Linked DNA regions of Homo sapiens: all the other regions are linked to region 2. The links are chromatin loops, found by intact Hi-C in ENCODE. Cell type or tissue: heart right ventricle. All regions are shown on one strand. Region 1 has its middle 21 kb from the start of MIR6071. Region 2 has its middle 25 kb from the start of ATOH8. Region 3 has its middle 14 kb from the start of MIR6071. Region 4 holds the start of LOC284950 (a long non-coding RNA gene). Region 5 holds the start of LOC105374842 (a long non-coding RNA gene).

Region 1 (4,000 bases), 75 kb before region 2:
CTTCACCCTGCATCCACCACAGGCTGAAATGCTTGTTACCTCCTTTGCACACTTTCTGCATACCTTTGTTACAGCAAGTGCCACGATACTTATAATTAATTGTTTATAAATCTTGTCCTTCCAGAGAGTGTGTGCTCTGAGGACAGGGGTCAATCCTTACTCTATTTGTATGTGTGTCAGCTTCTAGCACAGCCAGTACTCAAAAAAAAAAAAAAAAAAACCAGCCTGCTGAATAAATAAAACCCCAGTGCTTTGGTTGTATGTTGAATATTAACCTTGAGCTTCCTCTTTGGGCTCTACATGGAGTTGCTCTTCAGGTAACCTGTGAAGTTTCCCACTATAAAGAAAGGACTTGCTCAGTTCCTTATTAAGCAATACTTATTGAGCAACTACTGTGCACTTGTATCAGTTAGTTATCACTGCATTCATGCTGTGTAAAAAATATTTTTAAAAAATTCCAGTGGCATATGACCATGACCGTTTATTTCCTACTTGTCTGAGGGTTAGCTGGAGGTATTACAATGTGTTATTATTACAAGCCCCACTTTTCAGATGAGGAAACCAGAGATGCAGAGAGGTAGAGTAACAGTCCAATTTTGCACAGTTGATAAGCAGCAAAGCCAGACTTAAAACCCAGGAAGCCTGGCTCAAGTTGGATTCTTAACCATGATGTTGCACTGCCTCTCCATCTTGGAGAGCATCCCACCGCTGTGCATGAATAACTTACTCATTAAAAAAAAATCACAGCCTAATATTTCAATAAATGGATGTTAATATATCATATCATATGTCGTATTTAGCCAGTCTGATATGGTTTGGCTATGTGCCCACCCAAATCTCATCTTGAATTGTAGCTCCCATAATCCCCACGTGTTGTGGGAGGGACCTAGTGGGAAGTAATTGAATCATGGGGGCGAGTTTTTCCCATGCTGCTCTTGTGATAGTGAATAAGTCTCATGAGAACTGATGGTTTTATAAAAGGGCAGTTCCTCTGCACACACTGTCTTGCCTGCCACCATGTAGGAAGTGGCTTTGCCCTGCTTTGCCTTCCGCCATGACTGTGAGGCCTCCTCAGCCATGTGAAACTGTGAGTCCATTAAATCTCTTTTTCTTTACAAATTACCCAGTCTCTGGTATGTCTTTATTAGCAGTGTAAGAACAGACTAACACCACCTCTGTGCATCAATAATTTACTCATTTTTTTAAAACCCACAGCCTAATATTTCAATAAATGGATGTTAATATACCATATGTAGCCAGTCCCTACTGATGCATGTTTAACTTTTTCCCAGTCTTTTGCTATTATGCAATGGTGCATGAATAATATGTGCCCCACTCATTCAGCATCTGCAAAGTGTATCTGCAGGAAAAATTCCTAGAAGTGGAATTGCTGAATCAAAGTTATTTGTCTTTATAATGGTAATAGCTTTTGCTGAATTGCTTACCAAAAATCTATGGAGTATCAATGTCTCCACACCCTCTTCCACACCGTGTGTTAGTGAGCTTTTTGATCTTTAACAGCATGACGGATGAAAAATAGTATCTCAGTGTTGTTTTAGCTTGCATGGGTTTTTTTTTTACTATGTATAGATTGAAAAAATGATGCTACCTCATGGGGTTGTTGTGAGGATGAAATGTATTAAGACTATTGACCCATACCAAGTTCTTAGAGCAGTACCCAGAACCCCAGAACATAGTAAGCACTTAATAAATGTTCAGTGCTATTACTATTATATATTATGTGAAAGTGCTGGAAGAATAAAGCACAGGGCAATATGCATAATATACTTACTATCTGTGGGAGAAAATGAAACAAGAATATATATACACACACATACCCATACGTACATACGTATACGTGTATGTATGTACTTGTGTATATATGCATACATAACAGTCCTCAGGAAAGATATGCAAAAGTAGAAAACATTGATGCCTGTAAGGAAGAAAATGGCTGCTGGTGACAAGAGTGAAGAGATTTTTCACCTCATTTCCTTTATTTCATAATTTTTAAATCATATGCAAGAATCATTTATTCTCAAATGGCTGTAGTTCCTGATATCCTCCTGCAGGGGGAGGGGAAGATTCCAGCCCCGTGGTTTTAGCCCCAGTCCCCAGGAAGTGGTTACAGCCCCTCTTGCCACCTTCCTACCCTTGCCTTTTGAGAGTGCCAGATTCAGCCCTGAAGACAGTTCAAAAGAAACAAGGTTTGCACAAGCTGAGGAATTGAAAGGTTGGTGCTTATTCTCCCCTATCTCCCCACCTTCTCCAACCCCTATCAGTGTATCCATGCCCATCAAGGTAGGAGGAGAAAAGCCAGTGCAAAAAGGAGGGAACCTGAAGCCTCTGCCACCTTCCCTGAGGGGTAAGCAGAAAACAGTCCTGGACTTGGGTGCCCTAAGCTTCAGCCTCCCACTTGCCACTGACCTCCTGGGGAGGCAAGAGCCATCACCTCCCTGGGCCTCAGTTTCCTCAGAGTTAAAAGGGTTACTGACACATAGCCTCCATCAGGGCATTTGGATTAAATGAAGTAAGAAATGTGTAGCCACACTGAAAAATACCAAAGCATGATGTTGATGAGGCTTCCAGAATATAAGAGTAGAGTAACAGGCAGTGCTCCGGAGCTGTCACCAGAGAGGGGCGTCTCTCGGTGTCACTGTTGGCACCGCTCCACAGAGCACCTGCTGCTAGCATAGACCTCCAACCTGGGAGGACCTCCTCTCATTCGAGAGAATGAATGAAACACCTAACCACGCACTACCAGATGTCACACAGTCACTGTATAGAGAATGAAGAGAATGATGCAGGAAAAAGAGAAGTCAACTCCACATTTAGTAAGTGTCTGCAGGAATTTTGCCGAATGCATTAGAAACATCAACCTTTGGTGAAATCCACGGATTAAAAACTTACGTGCTCAGCCATTAAGAGGAAGGAAACTCTGACCCATACTACAGCATGGGCGAGTCTTGAAGACATTATGCTAAGTGAGCCAGTCACAGAAAGACAAAGATTGTATGATTCCACTTAGATGAGATATCTAGAATAGGCAAAGTCATAGACACCAGAGGTAGAATAGAGCTGCCATGGGTTACAGAAGGGAAATGGGGAATTATTGTTTGATACCTTCTGAGTTTCAATTTGGGGTGATGAAAAGTTCTGGAGATGGATAGTAGTGATGGTTGTACAACACTGTGAAAGTACTTAATTCCACTGAATTATAAACCCAAAAATGCTTAAAATGTTAAATTTTATGTTATATATATTTTACCACAATAAAAAAATTGTTCCCTCCAAAAAAAAAAGAAGAAAAAAATTCACTAACTTAATGCTCAAAGCAAAATTTGAACAATCACCTCAGCAGATACTGAACTAGTTTGGAAATAAGAGCCCTGAAATAAACACTCAATCCCAAGACTAGCAGTTGTGGGCATGGAGCAGTGTGGAGAGCTGAAGGGAGCAGCAGGGCCTGTCAGAAGAGGGATCCACCAGGTCCAAGCTGATGCAGTCTCCTGGCCATGCTGTTTGGAGTTCCTATCAGTTATTAATGAGGAGCCACTGGGCAGTGAGACTAGAAGCCACTGTGTAATCTTTTTTTTTTTTTTTTTTTTTTTTTTTTTTTTTTTTTTTTTTGCGATGGAGTCTCAGTGTGTCACCCAGGCTAGAGTGCAGTGGCACAATCTCAGCTCACTGCAACCTCTCCCTTCCAGGTTTCAAGCCATTCTCTTGCCTCAGTCCCCCAAGTAGCTGGGATTACAGGCATGCACCACCATGCCTGGCTAATTTTTGTATTTTCAGTAGAGACGGGGTTTCACCAGGTTGCCCAGGCTGGTCTCAAGCTCCTGACCTCAAGCGATCTGCCCACCTCGACCTCCCAAAGTGCTGGGATTACAGACGTGAGCTACTGTGCCCAGCCACCACTGTGGAATCTTTATGGTCTTGTAGATCTAAGTCTGCAAAAGCAATATCACAAAATGTGTATGGTTCTCATGTTACAGTGTGA
Region 2 (4,000 bases):
ACAACAAGCGTGACTTCACCCTGTGCCCCCCAACACTGCAGGATAAGGACATGAAGCCAAGTACAAATGTCACACATCTTCAGGGAGAACCAATTTTATTCTGAAGTTTTTTGGGAGGATGAAAATTACCAACAAGAATTTCCCTCGTTCTAAGATCTGCATTTTCCCCATATTTTAACATTTAATATCTAATTTTAACATTTTAACATCTAATGAGATCATGTTTTTTGCTTCTCAAAAAAAGAAAAAAGGATACGTAAGGATTTATATATCCTTAAATCCATGGTGCCTGTTGCAGTGACATCACCTTAAGACTAAGCAAATAAACCAGTCACACAAATCGCTTTAAATGGAAATGCAAGTCATTAAAAAAGATTGTTTTTAATGATAAAACTTGCCAGGAGGCACTAAAAAGAAGGTGAAAGGCATGTGAACTTTTAAGAAAATGAATGAGAGGTCAAAAAAAAATGTTTTTCCTACGTTGGGCCACTGTATGTCATGCCCTGGCCTGCGTCCCTTCCCTCTCCCTTGCCCTTGGCCATGCTGCGGGGAAGAAGTCCGAGGATGGCTGCCGGACACTGCCACCTGGGACTCACCTGCCCAGAGGGAGACTGCCTGGGAAAAAAATTAATGGCCGGGTGCAGTGGCTCACTCCTGTAATCCCAGCACTTTGGGAGGCCGAGGCAGATGGATCACCTGAGGTCAGGAGTTCGAGACCAGCCTGGCCAACATGGTGAAACCCGTCTCTACTAAAAATACAAAAATTAGCCAGGCGTGGTGGTGGGCACCTGTAATCCCGCTACTCAGGAGGCTGAGACAGGAGAATCACTTGAACCTGGGAGGCGGAGGTTGCAGTGCCGAGATTACGCCACTGCACTCCAGCCTGGGCGACAAGAGCAAAATTCCTTCTCGGAAAAATAATAATAATAATAAATTAAAGATTGGCAAGGCAGGGGTGTCCCACGTGACACAGGAGCCTCATGGCCCTTTGGTGACACACCTGTGTCCACAATGCCTGTGGGGTGAGCACAAGTGAAGACCGCCAGGCTGCTGGGGGCAAATGGAGTGCCGCAGCCATGCCTGGCCTTCCCCTTCCACCTCCACTCCCCTCTGGGCCAATCTTGGGTGAGGACAGAGCTTCAGGGACCACACAGGTCATCAGCCAAAAATGAGTCCAGTTTGTCAAGGAGTTACCTCACCCAGCCAGACCCGCTTCAAACTTTTGCGGGAAGGACATGGCTAGGAGGAGAGCTGGAATCCCACTGGAATAATCCTGGCTGGTATAAGCCTGAGACCCTCCGTCCATGTCTTTGGAGAAGGAAGCATCTGGGCTGGTGCAAGCTCTCCTGTCACCCTTGGGGACAAAGGGTCGTGGCAGCTGTGGGCCCAGCCCGGAGTGGGTAGGCAAGGCTGGCTCTCATGCCCTCTGGCTTTGCCAGGTCCTGAAGCCCACTGACCCTGACCCTGGACCTCCTAATGACCTCCTAACCCCACCCCTAAAATTTCTACAATAAACCTGTTTATTTTTACAATCTCTCACCATCTTCCTGAGCCTAGGTTCGGCCTGCCTCAGCTATCCCAGCCCACATCCTGCCTGGGACTCAGAGGCAAACCTCACAATTTCGAGACCATCTGACATTCCTTCAGCATCTAATATTTTTCAACCTGGGACCATTTACCCAACATCCCTCTAGACCGGACTTCTCAGCCTCTTCCTGTGCCTCAGCTCACATGAAGGATGGCATTTGCAGGCAGCTGCACACCTCGGGCCACCTTTAAGCCAAATCCCTGGCTTCTAATTCCGCCCCTCTTTCTCCCACTTCGTGCTGCCTCCGAATCGCAGATGTCCGTCTATTATTGCACTTTGCATCGTGTACCTCGGTTACTTATTTAGGTGCCAGTCTCCCTTGGGGGCAAGTCCTGGGTTTTATAGAGGATTTTTTTTTTTAATCTCCGTGGCCCCAGTGACCAGCCCAGCATCTAACACACTGCTCACAGGAATCCTGTGTCCCTGAACCCTTCTCCCGGGCCAAGATCAGACCTGTTTGAGGAAGATGGAAAAAGTGCTCTGTGAGCAGGATTATGAAATGACAGGGATGACGTGAGGGGCTTTCGAAACCCTGGGAAGGAAGATGCCCACGTGAATGACAGCCCCTTGCTATTCTCGGCCACCCGAGGTTCAGGTTTTAACTCAGGACAGCTGCCCGGAGCCTGCAGTCAGCCGGGGACAGAGCCTCCCGCCAGCGCAGCAGACCTCTGCTGCCCCCTCGTGGTCCCGGGACCTCAGCCGAGTGGGGTCTCCAAAGGCTCCAGCTTCTCGTCTCTGGGAAACTTCTCAGCCGCAAGCCTGAAGACAGAGATTTCCACCTCACAGCTGCCTGGGGAATGCCTCTTTGCAACAGGGAACCAAGAGGAGCTAAGAGCAGGGCCTTAGGGGGTTTTCCATTCACAGCTTTGCAGTTTAACTCACAGTGTGACTTTCAGTGACCTCCTTCACCATTCCAAGCCTCAGTTTTCTCATCTGTAAAACAGAGATTTTAATATGAATCCTCCCTCATGGGTTTTGTACAGATCAAGGGAGATAATAAATGAAAATTGCTTAACACATAGTAAAGACCTGGCACATACAAGGACCCAGAGGGGTAGCTATTGCTATTATTATAATGAGGAGAATCTGGGTGACCCTCTCGTCCACCCTTCTATTCCCAGGACCTGGGGACTGCTCCTAAGTATCTGCTGAATGAGTGAATGTATTACAGGTGCTTTTGACTTTCTTCTTTCTACTTTCCATTCACGTGGGCATCTTCCTTCCCAGGGTTTCGAAAGCCCCTCACGTCCTCCCTGTCATTTCATAATCCTGCTCACAGAGCACTTTTTCCATCTTCCTCAAACAGTCCAATCTTGGCCCGGGAGAAGGGTTCAGGGACACAGGCTTCCTGTGGGCAGAAATTTTATTCTAAAATTTCTACAATAAACATGTTTATTTTTACAATCACAATAAATTTTAAAACTTTAAACAAGGAAATGTGTAAAGAAAAGGGAAAATGGGAGGGGTACACAAAGTTTATGCTCATGCTTACCTGACAGGGGAGATACCATGATCACAAAGGTGGTTTTCCCAGTGCGAGGCTCACCATTGCACCCCGGAGGTGCAGACCCCTGTGTTTTCCCCAAATGAGAAAAATAAGAAAAGAAAGAAAGAAAGTTTCGTCTTCCATTGGATCGACTCCATTCTCCTCCTCCAGGTGGTGATGGCAACGAGCAACAGGAACACACTCCTTCCCCAAACACCTCACCCTCCACCTTCTCAAATTGGCCCAAGTTTGGGCGGAAATGTTAGGCCACCCCAGGCGCAAAGCCCTGGCACTGGGCCGGTTTCCTGGAGTAGGTGGATCTGGGTTGGTGGGGGCTGTGGCAGTTCCATTCTGCTTCCCTGGGCCAGGCTTGGAGCATTGCGCTTGTCACAGGCTTTGGTCTTGCGGGTATTGAGGCCACCATGGGCCTCATAATTATTTCCTTTGAGTGCAGATTATTTGCCAGCGCAGAGAGGTGGTGGCAGACCTAGCGTGGGGTGGGGGAGATGGACTGATGCAGACAGGGTCTCGTGGAGAACGCCGGCTCCTGTCACTCACAGGGGAGTGGAGTCAATTCAGAGGAGGATACATTTTTTGCACCCTCCCACTTTCCCATATTTTCCCTTTTATTTACCCATTTCCTCATTTAAAGTTTTAAAATGTATTATGATTATAAAAACAAACATGTTTATGGTAGAAATTTTGGAATATACAGGAAAGTAAAAAGAAGAAAGTCAAAAGCATCTGTAATACATGCACTCATTCAAGAGATACTTAAAGCAGCAGGGAATAGAATGGCGAACGAGAGACCCCATCTCAACCCTCCCAGAAATCATGCTTAGGTAGGGGATCCCATTACCCTGAGACAACCACTTACAATAGTTTCATATGCTTCCTTTAAGTTTTTTTCCATAAATATATCTAAC
Region 3 (4,000 bases), 69 kb before region 2:
TTTACTGTTTCTCAAAAAAAAAAAACCAGAAAAAGCTATAAAAATATTTCTTCCTACTCTTTCTAATCAACCCCCCACGGCCCCCACCCCAAGCTGGTCTAGAGGAAGAAGACTGATGAGGAATTCCTGGCGCTGTGCAGTGAGTCCGGCTGGTGAACCTGTCAGCTCTGAGTCATGCCAAGTGCAGGGCAGGCAGGTGGGGCGGGGCCAGGGGCCTGGTTAGACAGTCAGGATGTGCCAGTGAACACAGCATCAGGGCACGAAGTCACAGCTGGGACCATGTGAGTGGAGAGGGGTTACGCCAAAAATCATGAAAGCAGAGGTCAGAGGCTGCAGAGTCGCCCAAATGGTGAGAGTGGCCAAGGTGTGGTGTTGGAGGGGATGTTCCAGGGTCCAGGGTCCAGGGTCCACATGTTGACCCTGAAAGTCAATGATGAAAAAACATGTGGACTTTGCATCAGGGCCAAGCATCAGGCTGAGGACAACGTTCCCACTTCCAACAAGCCCCCAGGGCTGGGAGGAGAAGAGAGTCCAGGAAGCTATGCTCTATATAAGAGATGGGAGCCAGTGCAGGTTGAAAAGACCCCAGGTGCCTCCCCCACCCCCAGGGCACAGATAGGTAGGAGCAGCCAACTGGATTGCAGCCCCAACATAGCCACGAGGGCTGCCAGGGAGCCTGTTGCTGCCCCAGCAAGAGAGTTGGCTGCCAGGTATGACTGCGCTGTCCCCTGCTCAGGCAAGGACGGTGACTGGGTTTAATGTCGCCTGCCAGCTCTGATCTGTGACAGTAGCTCTCTGGACTATGGGGCTGAGAAAGATTCTAAGACCAAGCTGGAGCTTAGGAGGAACTGCTGAAGTGATTAATTAGTGATGTCTGCCAAGCCACAAAAGGAGGGTATTTTAGCCCAAGTGCTACCATTCCAGCAGGCACTCTTTTTCCACTAGGGGTTCACCCTCACCTCTTCTTCCCCCACTTGTCTGCCTTCCATCGTAAGGAAAACTTCCATTGTAAGGAATATTACCCACAATCCTATGTTTTCATTCTGGCCATTCACTGCTAGGGTTTTCTGCATACAGAGAGCCTTTTTATGTCATTCTCATCAGAAAGTACATCCTAACTGTAAATGCTTTTCCACTTGGTATTACAGTACAAGGGTTTTCCTATGATTGTTTTTTAATATCCTTTTTAAAAAAGTAACACAAGATCGTTGTAGAAAGTACAGAGTACCAGCAATGAAAAAAAACCTTAAAACCTTTCATTCTAAAACCCATAGAGGACCCCAGAGCCTGCCAGGCAGTAGCGGACCAGGAGGATCCTCATACTAAGCGATAGCGCTGGGAATGGCCATAAGTATCACAATTACCTGGGATGCTTTAAAAAAAAAATGCAGATTCCGTCTTACACACATGTTAGAAAACGTCAGTCCTCCCCCACCCACCTCCCCTGTAAAAACAAAAATAGGCAAAGACTATAATAAACAAGACAATTCACAGAAACAGAAATTCAAGTGGTCAATAAATATGAACAATGTTCTTCTCTATTAGGCAGGAAAATGAAAATTAAAGCAATGAGATGCCTTCCCTGCTTCCCCAGAAGACTGGCAAGAACTCAAGTGTGATAACGTCCAGCACAGGCAGAGAAATGGGCATGAATTGCTTCAACCTCTTGGGAAAGTAATCTAGAGTTGTTTATTAAAATTAAAAATACTCTATACATACACTGGACAGAATAACCACACTTCCATGATCTAGTCTACAGAAGTCAAACCACCAGGACATAAAGATACATGTACAAGTACATTTAATGAAGCATTCATCCATTTGTGCAACAAATATTTGTTCATCAGCTACTGGAGACTGAGGACAGCATTCCTAGTTCCAAAAAGCCCCAAGGGGGCACTGTTTAGACACTAGGGATGCAGTGGTCAGCAAAACAAAAACCCCCGCTCTCATGAACTTTACGGTCTAGAGGGAGGTGATAGTGTTTTCAAACTGACATAGCGTGGCAGAGAGTGATGAGTACTATGGAGAAAATAAAGCAGGGGAGAGAGTGCTAGGGGAAGTAGGGGAGTATTGCGATTTAAAATAGAGCCATTGGCTGGGCGCGGTGGCTCACACCTGTAATCCCAGCAATTTGGGAGGCCGAAGTGGGCAGATCGCTTGAGGTCAGGAGTTCGAGACCAGCCTGGCCAACATGGTGGAACCCCGTCTTTACTAAAAATACAAAAATTAGCCAGATGTGATGGCACACACCTGTAATCCCAGCTACTCAGACGCTGAGGCAGAAGAATCGCTTGAACCTGGGAGGCAGAGTTTGCAGTGATCCAAGATCTCGCCAGTGCACTCCAGCCTGGGCGACAGAGTGAGATTCTGTCTCAAAAAACAAACAAACAAACAAACAAATAAATAAGATCGAGCCATCACGGAAGGGCTTGCTAAGGAGGTGCTATTCAACCAGAGGACTGAAGATAATGAGGGAACGAGCCAAACGGATACTGGGGAAAGAGCATTCCAGGCAGGGGGAACAGCCGATGCGAAGGCCTAATGCAAAGAGTGGCTGGGTTTGGTGTGTCAACCACACAGACGACAGCAGTGAAGGTGAGGTCAGGGAGGTGCCAGGGCAGGTGGTGCGGGGCCTTGAAGGCAAGGATTCAGCTTCGCTCTGGGTGATGCAGATAGGAATATCTATTGTGATAGACAGAGCGATATCTATTCCTATTCGTCTCTGGGATACAGACAGGAATTGGAAGTCAGCAGCCTATGAAGGGCGTGGCCCTGAGTGAGTGGGGAGTCCCGAGGACTGAGCCCTGGGGTGTGACAACAGGCAAAGGGGGCCTGGAAGGAGCAGCCGGAGAAGCAGGAGCCAAACCAAGGAGACGGAGCTGCAGAGCCAGTGAAGACAACATCTCAGCAGGGGAACGGGCTGCGCCGATGCCTGATACGTCCAGTCCAATGAGGCCTAATGCTCGACCTGTGGAGTCAGCACCATGGACACCCTGAAGAGACCAGCTCAGGGGAAGGATGTGGATCTCTGCTGGTGGGCACTTGAATAAGCCCCTCAGGGAGGAGAGTGGGAAGGACCTCCGAGAGCAGAGAAGGCAGCTGACAGGCCCGGGGCAGCAGCTGCAGAGGGGCAGCTGTGTTTCTCCAGAGAACAATGGGGTACCCTGTGTCCTCGAGCTCCAAGGCGGGCGCCTCTCTCCCAGGGCCAGGAGGAAAGCGGATCCCTGCGTTAATTAAGTCTCATCAGCAGCAAGGCAGTGCTTGCCAAAGTCCTGCCTCTGAGGAAGCACTGGGCAGCAGGGACAGGCGCTGGCTCCTTGGGAAAGTGCTCAGGCCTGGGAGGAAATGAGCCCTGCCTAAGGTCCCAGCCAAAGGAAGGCCACAGCCCTGGGAGGGGCCCAGAGGACCTGGGCAAGGACAGGCCGACCGGGGCCAGTGCTGAGGGGGAAGGCAGACGGAATGAAATGCCTCTGCCTGCCTGTGGTGGATGATGGCCAGTGGGGCAGGGCTGGCTCTAAACGCTGGGTTTAGAGTAGAAATTCCTTAGATATTTAACTCAGTCTGGTGTTGAATGAGCAGATATTATCCTCTCCGTCTCTGGGATACAGACAGGAATTGGAAGTCAGCAGCCTGAGTGGGGAGTCCCGAGGACTGAGCCCCGGAGTGTGACAACAGGCCAAGGGGGCCTGGAAGGAGCAGCCAAAGAAGCAGGAGCCAAACCAGGGAGACGGAGGCGCAGAGCCAGTGAAGACAGCATCTCAGCAGGGGAACAGGCTGCGTCCATTAAGTACCTGGAAGAGGCTTTAGTCACCATCTCTTCCAACCACTTTTTACAAAGAGAAACTGAGGCTCAGGGAGGGGAGCGACTTGCCCTAGGTCACACAGCCAGTGAGTGGCAGGGCCAAGAAACAGCACTAGGGTCCTTGGCACCCTGTGACCACCCACGGGCCAGACAGTGCCCAGCAGATGTTGCTGCCACTGGAATCCACGCACTGAG
Region 4 (4,000 bases), 85 kb before region 2:
CTCTGAACTGCATTATAAATGTAATATATTACATTTCTTTTGTAAGCACTTCAGTTGCCTAACAAAGCAATTGTATTGCCTTAACAAGCAAAATATCTTCAAATAATAAATTCTTATAAATCTAAGAAATAAAATGTTATTAAAATAGTGAAGCATCAGTTTTCCTTGAAATTCCAATAATTATTCAGAAAAATAAGGTCATTTTTTTCCCTTTGCAACTTAAAATCACAAGTCTAAATTCTTTTAAATTTTTTTTAAATTTTAGATTCAGGGAGTACATGTACTCGTGTGTTACATGGGTATTATATGTGTAATAGTGGAGACTGGGTTTCTAGTGTACCCATCATCCAAATATTGAACATTATATGCAATAGGAGATTCTTCAACCCTTCTCCCTGCTTCAACCCTTCTCCTCCTCCCTCCCAGCCTCCTCCCCAGTTTTGGGGTCCCCAGTGTCTATTATCTCCATCTTTACGCCCATGTGTACGCATCGTTTAGCTCCTACTTATAAGTGAGAACATGAGGTTTTTGATTTCCTGCTTCTGAGTTAGTTCACTTAGGATAAGGGCCTCCTGCTCCATCCATGTTGCTGCAAAGGACATGATTTCATTCTTTTTTATGGGTGCATAGTATTTCGTGGGGTATACAAACCACATTTTCTTTATACAATCAACAGTTGGTGGACACTTAGATTGGTTCCATGACAAGTCTAAATTCTAGTACATATTTAAAACTGGAGGCATCAGGCTAATCTGTCGGTCTTTAATGTTAGATTCTTTAGACTATTACAGTATTTTAAAGAAACAAACATACGAAGATTACTCCTAAACTTAGCATGAAAGTTTTGCTTCTAAAGGCTTACCTTATTTCACTATCTTCATGTTTAAACTCAAGCTTTCCCAGGTTAGAAAAGGGCTCTCGAAGCAGCAGATGCACCATCTCCAGCAGGACGAGGGTGTCACCCTTGGGTAACTGGTGACACTGGGCTGGCAGTTTCATTGCCACGAGTGCTTTTTTTTTTTTTTTTTAAGAGAGCTTAGTGTCTTCAAGTTGAGTTAATAGCTCATTAATCAAAGAAAATTAAAGATCACTTTTTATTTTGCCCTATTTATAAACAGAATAACATGATTTGTGGACTGAACATAACAGCTAAGGATAACTAGGTCTCTAATTTGGATCTCTAACCAAATCTCTTGGTTACAGATTTAAAACTGAGGACTGCAGATCTGGCTGTTGCAGAGTCCAGAGGGCCACAGTTGGACCTGCCAGGCCATTTTTATAGTTGTGATGACAATAAGGGGTCCCCAAGTTCATTCTTCTCAGATAGGATTGGCTTTGCAACCCAGGCTCCTGGGCATTTAGCCCCTTCCCCAATTTTCCATAACCTCCTTTTAACTTTCACTGCTTTAGATGGGGAGTGGCATGCCACATTCGTCACAACCAACTCCTTGCCCCAAGTTTCTGCAAATGGATTCAACCAACCTGCTCCCTGTCTGGGCCGTGTCTTGTTGGCTTCAGTTGCAGCGTGCAGGGCACTCCAAGGACACAGCACTTTCCCACGGGCACGTGTGGCTGCCCAGCACAGAGTTTAGAGGGGCAGGAACTTTTCCTGAGATAATCATTTGTCTTTTGTTCTTGACATATTTTCCTTCCCTGTTCAGCCAACCTTTCCTTTCCTGCTTTTATTTTCTAGGATCTGGAGCAATTTAAGGGGATTAGGCTGCGGGTTGGGGAGGGGAGGAAAAGGTTTGAGAAAGGTTTTGAGAGAACTCCATGGCTGGGAGCAGCAGTACCTGCTGAGGTGGGGGCGGGGGAGCAAGACCTCAGATGGCATAGCCAAGCTGTAGGGGGCCTCAGGGGAGCGAGTGGCATGGCCTCAGGCCCAGGCTGCCAAACTGGGCAAGGAGGCAGCACAGACCCCCTGAGGCTTGGACACGAAGCTCTCACAGTGGTGCTGACGCACTGAAGATTTAAACACTACTCCCTCACACCCATTTTCTGGCATCACCTTAGACTCCCTGGCTCTTGCACAGGCCTAGGGAGGAGCAGCACCCACTCCCATCTCCAAAAGCAAGTCAGAATGAAGTTTTCTGCAGCCCAGCCAGAGGCGGAGTCAGATCTAATTTGATTTTAATAGAATAAAGAAGGGTACTGTTTCCAGCATCCCTGAGTCCTGTTATATTTTGCATAAAATGATTCAGTCTGGGGTAGAAGGAAGGGCATTGCAGGATGAGTCTGGCTCTGCCATTTAATAGCTACGGGACCCTGAGCAACTTTCTACACTCCTCCTAGCCTGTCTTCTCATTTGTAAAATGGGAATGAGTTTCCCATCTACCGGGGTCCCTCCTGCTCCTGAGCCCTGGCTGCTTGAAGTGGAGGTTCTGCTCATGCCAGGTGTGAGGATCACCCTCCTCCTGTACCATCGATGCCAGCCCAGCCTGGACAGCAGAGGGCGCTGTCACGCCATGCAGACTGTTCCTGTTCCAAGTCCACCAGCTCTCCCGGCTGTACCCAGCAGCTGATGGTGGCCAGTGTGCATTCTCCCTTATTCACTGGAGCAGTCCAGATGCCCTGACCCTCGATCTGCCAATTTTTAGACACAAGTAACACGCCCCCAAGTTCTCTGGCCCCCTTAGGCTCCTTACTCGTGATCCTCAGCTGCCTTGGCACTGCGCCCTTCTGGAAGCCCCTGGGGTGGCTCACGTGTGGTCCCAAACCAGTCTGCACCCATAGGGCACCACTGCAGCTCTGCCAGATGTCTGGGGTATCCCACATGGCACCCCAGACTCCCAGCAGCCTCCACCTGTATATGCATCCCTCCCCCAAGCGTCAAAGGTGTGAAGTGGTTGGGGCCAGGAATACCCCCACTCTAAGGGGTGGGGAGACTCAACTACGAGTCCTGCAGAGGCCAGACCAGGGGACGCCAGCCTTTCCATCATCAATTCCTCCCTTCTTACTGCTGGGCCAGCTCACTGGGTCATCCTGTCACCCCTCAAGTCTAGCTCCCCACCACAACTGTGACTCCCACTTAAACCAACACTTCAGCTCCCACAGTGTTCCAGGTGCTCTCATACCTCTCCTGTCTCTCAATCCCAAAGTAAAATATACATGATTACCACCATGGGGGAACTGAGGCTCACAGGAATGTTAAGTGATTTGTCCAAGACCTCATGGAACTGCAGTATCAGGACCCACACCCAGATCTCTGGATTCCAAGGGCCATGTTATTTCCATGACACTGTCGTGCCTCTTGGGTGTGGGCACTGGGGGTTTGGGCTGTTTGGGGGAAGTGGGATGGCAGCTCTAGCTGCCCAGCAGAGGTCTGGGAGATCCACTATGTGGTCTCAGGCCTGGCATGGCCCACACTGAGGTTGGCATCATGTGGCTCATGGGCAGGCCTGGAGCCCCTCTGATCCCAGAATGGAAACCCTTTGCAGGCTGCTGGTATAGGGAAGCCCAGCCAGGAGCTCACACACCTGCCGTTACCTGAGGTTTCTGCCATTACCTGAGACAGCATGGGCTCCTGGGAGGCCCTGATGACAGAACAATTAAGGGGGTTGTAGGGGGAAGGGTGGGCAGAGGAGTTACACCCCCACGTGCTTGGCAGCAGACGTCAGGAACACGGGGTGATGCCCACATTGTCTCCTGCCTCCTTATACAAACTGTCTGGGGCTTCTCTTTTTCCTTCATACAAGTCACCAGTGAGGACAATGTCACCAATCACCCAATATTTACCACCAATGAAAATTCGTTTCCACAAATGGGAGACCCTGCTCTGCACAAGAGACTAGACCAGACCTGTAGGGTTTGGGGGATTTTTTGTTTTTGTTTTTTGAGATGGAGGCTTGCTCTGTTGCCCAGGCTGGAGTGCAATGGCATGACCTCGGCTCACTGCAACCTCCGCCTCCCAGTTCAAGCAATTCTCATGCTTCAGCCTCCTGAGTAGCTGGGACTACCGGCGCATGCCACCATGCCTGGCTAATTTTTGTATTTTTAGTAG
Region 5 (4,000 bases), 50 kb after region 2:
CTCACTTGTCTGCTGGCTTCTGTCCCTGGATGTCCTGGTGCCTGACCTTTACCACACCCCTGTCCTGGCGTTTGACTCATACCTGATGTGAAAGGACTGGGCACTCTGCTCTCAGCTTCCAGAACTGCATTCCCCAGCCTGACCCTCCGTCTTCTGGGATTCCTGCTTCCCCCTCAGGACTGTTGATCCACACCAGCCCCTCATCCTCACAACCAAAACAGGACAAAATCTACACCAGCGAGAATTGTTTTCTAACAGCTTCTTGTTTGCTAGTATATTTGACTGGGAAAGGAAGGTTTTTTTTTTTCCTTTGGCTTAATTTTTTTTTCAAAGTACAAAGACAATGAGTAATGACCACATGTAATTATACCAAGAAATACCATTATCAACAAGGTGATACACATCCTGCCAGTATTTCTCCAGTGTTTCGTATTGTTGTGTTTTTTTCTTTTTCATTATTAACCTAAGTTTCCTGAGGCATACCAACCTGTGTGTAAATTCTGAGTGGTGACATTTACCCTTATTTTACTGTCTCTTACCCTGTGGGCCATTGCAGTACTTTACATCCCCAACAAATTGCCCTTCAATTATGTCTGCAACTTATTCACCAAATCAGCCAGTTGTACAGTGGCAGTGCCTGGCACCACCATCTGGATAGGCACCAGCCTGTTTCCCAGGATAATTGGTCCCCAGGGTGCTGTTCTCTCTGCAGTGCCACCAGGGCCTGCTGGATGTGGCCATCTCTGCCAGGGATGCAGAGCTGGGCTGTGTCCCCTAGCACCCTGGAGGCCCCAAGGCAGCCAGGGTCTATCCTGAAATGAGAATGTCTCCCCTCCACTCTGGTTTCCCAGTTTGTTAGGCCATTTGAACCTACATGTCCTGGAGCTTTTAGCTGAAGCATCTCCTTCAGCATTTACTTGCAGACATCCTGTCACTGGGACTTGGACAAGAGCCCCTGGGGGCTGGGCTGGGGCAGACCTCCCTGTCAATTTTCAGAACTGCCCTACTCCCTGCCCAGCCAGAACACTGGGACTCTGCTACAAGTGGAGCTCCAGCCTGGTTGGAGTCTCTCTCAGCAGTTGCTCTGATAGCCTTTAGGATGGTGCCCCCAACCAGTCTGCAAAGCCTCCAGACCTCAGACTGCAGCCCTCGGTCATGTTCATTGATTCAGCAAACACCAAGTGAATGCTACTCTGTGCCAGGTACTCCGCCAGGCACTGAGAACAGGAAGATGAGTAAACATGAACATGGGGCCTGCCCTCATGGAACTTACTTTCTAGTGGGAGAGAAGACAATGATCAAATTACAAATAAGTGGACCCAGCGTGGTGAGTTACACCTGTAATCCCAGCACTTTGGGAAGCCGAGGCCAGATGATCACTTGAGGTCAAGAGTTCGAGACCAGCCTGGCCAACATGGTGAAACCCCACTTCTACTAAAAATGCAAAAATTAGTCAGGTGTGGTGGTGGGCACCTATAATCCCAGCTACCTGGGAGGCTGAGGCAGGAGAATCGCTTGAACTTGGGAGGCAGAGGTTGCAGTGAGCTGAGATTGTGCTACTGTACTCCAGCCTGGGTGACAAAGCGAGACTCCATCTCAAAAATATATATATATACACAAATAAGTGTAAACAGTAAGAAAGAACAGCTTGTCCGTGCATGGTGGCTCACGCCTGTAATCCTAGCACTTTGGGAGGCCGAGGCAGGCGGATCACCTGAGGTCAGGAGTTCGAGACCAGCCTGGCCAACATGGTGAAACCCTGTCTCTACTAAAAATACAAAACTTAGCCGGGTGTGGTGGCACATGCCTGTAATCCCAGCTACTCGGGAGGCTGAGGCAGGAGAATCGCTTGAACCCAGGAGGCAGAGGTTGCAGTGAGCCGAGATCGTGCCATTGCACTCCAGCCTGGCCTATAGAGCGAGATTCCGTCAAAAAAAAAAAAAAGAAAAGAAAAGAAAAATGAGGGAAGGGGAGGGGAGGGGAGGTTAAAATGTTGTAAAGCCCAGGTACTCGGTGCTGCCGCCTGTAATGAAGGAGCGCCTTCCTCAGCAGGTGCGTGGGCCCTGGGGTGTCGAGAGACTGGACCCCCTGGTGTTCCTTTAGTTCAGCAGAAACAGCTGCCCCAAGAAAGTTGGGCTGCAGCGAAGTCCGCGAAGGGCAAGGTGTGGGGATCGCGCTGCCCAGGGCGGTGCATCTCCACCTGGCTCCCGGGCGCCACCTTCCGGTCCTGCTTTGGAATTGCACTCCCTGGCCGCCCTGTGTTTGCGAGTGAGGGTTGGGAAGGCTGGGTGGCGTCCTGCCAGGTTGCTTCCTGAGCAGAAGTTAAGCCTGTTCCTTCCCAACTGGAACATTTAACAGCCAGGGAGAGACCCCAGAATTCTCTTTTCTCCTGGCATGATGATGGGCAGTGTTCAAGACGACCACTGCAAGTCAGCCTGTGCCCCGGGGTGACTGTGATGAGCAGAGTCCCTGGCCACACATAATGGGCCTGAGCCTGGGCATGGGACGTAGCTTTGTGGCCCTGAGCCACTACACTTAGGGGTTTCATGGTAATTTCCTGGAGACAGAGGCTCCTAGTGGCTGAAGGAATGTCTTTGTTGTGTTTTCTCATACAGGTGGCTTGGTGAGAGCAGGGCTGCGCTGCCCCTTCTGTCACCCCCACCCTGTGCCTGGAACAGCACTTGGGCACAGAGCCAGGACCCATCAGATTCAGCGACCTGACCCCATCTTCCTGGGAAAACACTTGTTCGTTCCTGCAGGAATGGCAGCTGGTGCCCTTCCAGTCAGAATCAGCTTCTCTTTTCCTGTTGAAGCCACCATCACTGCTCCCTTGTCCTAAGGCAGCTCAACTAAGGAGGTGCCCACTCGGCCTTCCCTGCTCCAGCCTCAAGATGCCTTCCTCAGGCTCCACATTTTCCCTCCATACTTTGCACCTGTTCAGGGCACAGCCCTCATCATGCCCCTCAGGACTCCACTTGAGGCCTCTTACTTCAGGGAGAGACCAAGAAGAGGGGCCTGAAGCACTTCCTGCAGAAAGGAGACCCAGCCCCTGCCAGAGGCCTGTGTGGCTTCTTATCTCCTTAGACCGGAGCAGTTGGAGGCTGGGTCAGAAAGGCAGAAAGGAACAGAAACCAACAATGGGCAGGAATGTCCTCCAGCTACAACCTATAGGCGCAGCTACAGCCAACAGGTGCAATTTTAGGGACATTTAAAAGGGTCATAATTCCATAAACAAAATGCGGTGTATGCACACAGCCTTTAAAAGGAAGGAAATTATAAGAGATGCATGATAACATGGATGAACCCAAAAGACACTCTGCTAAGTGAAATAAACCAGTCACCAAAGACAAATACTATATGAGTCCACTTCTAGGAGGGACACAGAACAGTGAAAATCATAGAGACAGGAAGTAGAATGATTATCAGGGGATGGGGGAAAGGAGAGTTAGAGAGGAGAAGTAGAATGATTGTCAGGGGATGGGGGAAAAGAGAGTTAGAGATGGGAAGTAGAATGATTGTCAGGGGATGGGAGGAAAGGAGAGTTAGTGTTTCATGGGCACAGAGTTTCTGCTTGGGAAGGTGAAAAGCATTCTGGAGATGGATGGTGGTGATGGTTGCGCATCAATGTGAATGTACATAAAGCCACTGAATGTACACTTGGAAACGGTTAGAATGTAAATTTTTTTTTTTTTTTTTTTTTTTAGATGGAGTTTCACTGTCTGTCGGCCAGGCTGGAGTGCAGTGGCGCAATCTCGGCTCACCACAACCTCCACCTCCCAGGTTCAAGCAATTCTCATGCCTCAGCCTCCCAAGTAGTTGGGATTACAGGCACCCGCTAGCATGCCCAGCTAATTTTGGTATTTTTAGTAGAGACGGGGTTTCACCATGTTGGCCAGGCTGGTCTAGAACTCCTGACCTCAGGTGATCCACCCGTCTCGGCCTCCCAAAGTGCTGGGATTACAGGCGTGAGCCACCACTCCTGGCCTAGGATGCAAATTTT

The links. Hi-C counts contacts between places; a loop is a spot of excess contacts. Peaks named below come from ENCODE experiments on the same cell type or tissue, not always from the same donor. Only the 100,000 strongest peaks of a DNase experiment are listed, where the experiment ranks them.
Region 1: it touches region 2 in a loop (4-fold over the local background); 105 of 110 quality-filtered maps call a loop at or near these places.
Region 3: it touches region 2 in a loop (4-fold over the local background); 43 of 110 quality-filtered maps call a loop at or near these places.
Region 4: it touches region 2 in a loop (9-fold over the local background); 105 of 110 quality-filtered maps call a loop at or near these places.
Region 5: it touches region 2 in a loop (2.0-fold over the local background); 13 of 110 quality-filtered maps call a loop at or near these places.

Annotation. Positions count from the first base shown.
Region 1 is chr2:85,802,871-85,806,870 of GRCh38, reverse strand. No RefSeq gene overlaps it. Among named protein-coding and RNA genes, the nearest start is that of MIR6071, 21 kb to the right of the region's middle. RefSeq lists a silencer at 2,135-2,332. In heart right ventricle, CTCF peaks have their summits at 1,859 and 2,061 (motif pointing right); no DNase peak of the experiment used is centred here.
Region 2 is chr2:85,727,410-85,731,409 of GRCh38, reverse strand. It overlaps the pseudogene RNU1-38P. Among named protein-coding and RNA genes, the nearest start is that of ATOH8, 25 kb to the left of the region's middle. In heart right ventricle, CTCF peaks have their summits at 2,069 and 2,268 (motif pointing left); a DNase peak (open chromatin) is centred at 2,259; H3K27ac peaks cover 2,291 bases.
Region 3 is chr2:85,796,061-85,800,060 of GRCh38, reverse strand. No RefSeq gene overlaps it. Among named protein-coding and RNA genes, the nearest start is that of MIR6071, 14 kb to the right of the region's middle. RefSeq lists an enhancer at 2,626-3,369. In heart right ventricle, a CTCF peak has its summit at 1,875 (motif pointing right); DNase peaks (open chromatin) are centred at 690, 1,930, 2,960 and 3,300; H3K4me3 peaks cover 606 bases; H3K27ac peaks cover 3,668 bases.
Region 4 is chr2:85,812,838-85,816,837 of GRCh38, reverse strand. It overlaps LOC284950 (a long non-coding RNA gene), which reads right to left and starts at 1,708. Exons shown (of 3, transcript NR_038888.1): 1 at 1,483-1,708. In heart right ventricle, a CTCF peak has its summit at 2,444 (motif pointing right); a DNase peak (open chromatin) is centred at 2,447.
Region 5 is chr2:85,677,591-85,681,590 of GRCh38, reverse strand. LOC105374842 (a long non-coding RNA gene) reads right to left here and starts at 243. Exons shown (of 3, transcript XR_940317.3): 1 at 83-243. In heart right ventricle, a CTCF peak has its summit at 2,227 (motif pointing left); a DNase peak (open chromatin) is centred at 2,270; H3K27ac peaks cover 2,453 bases.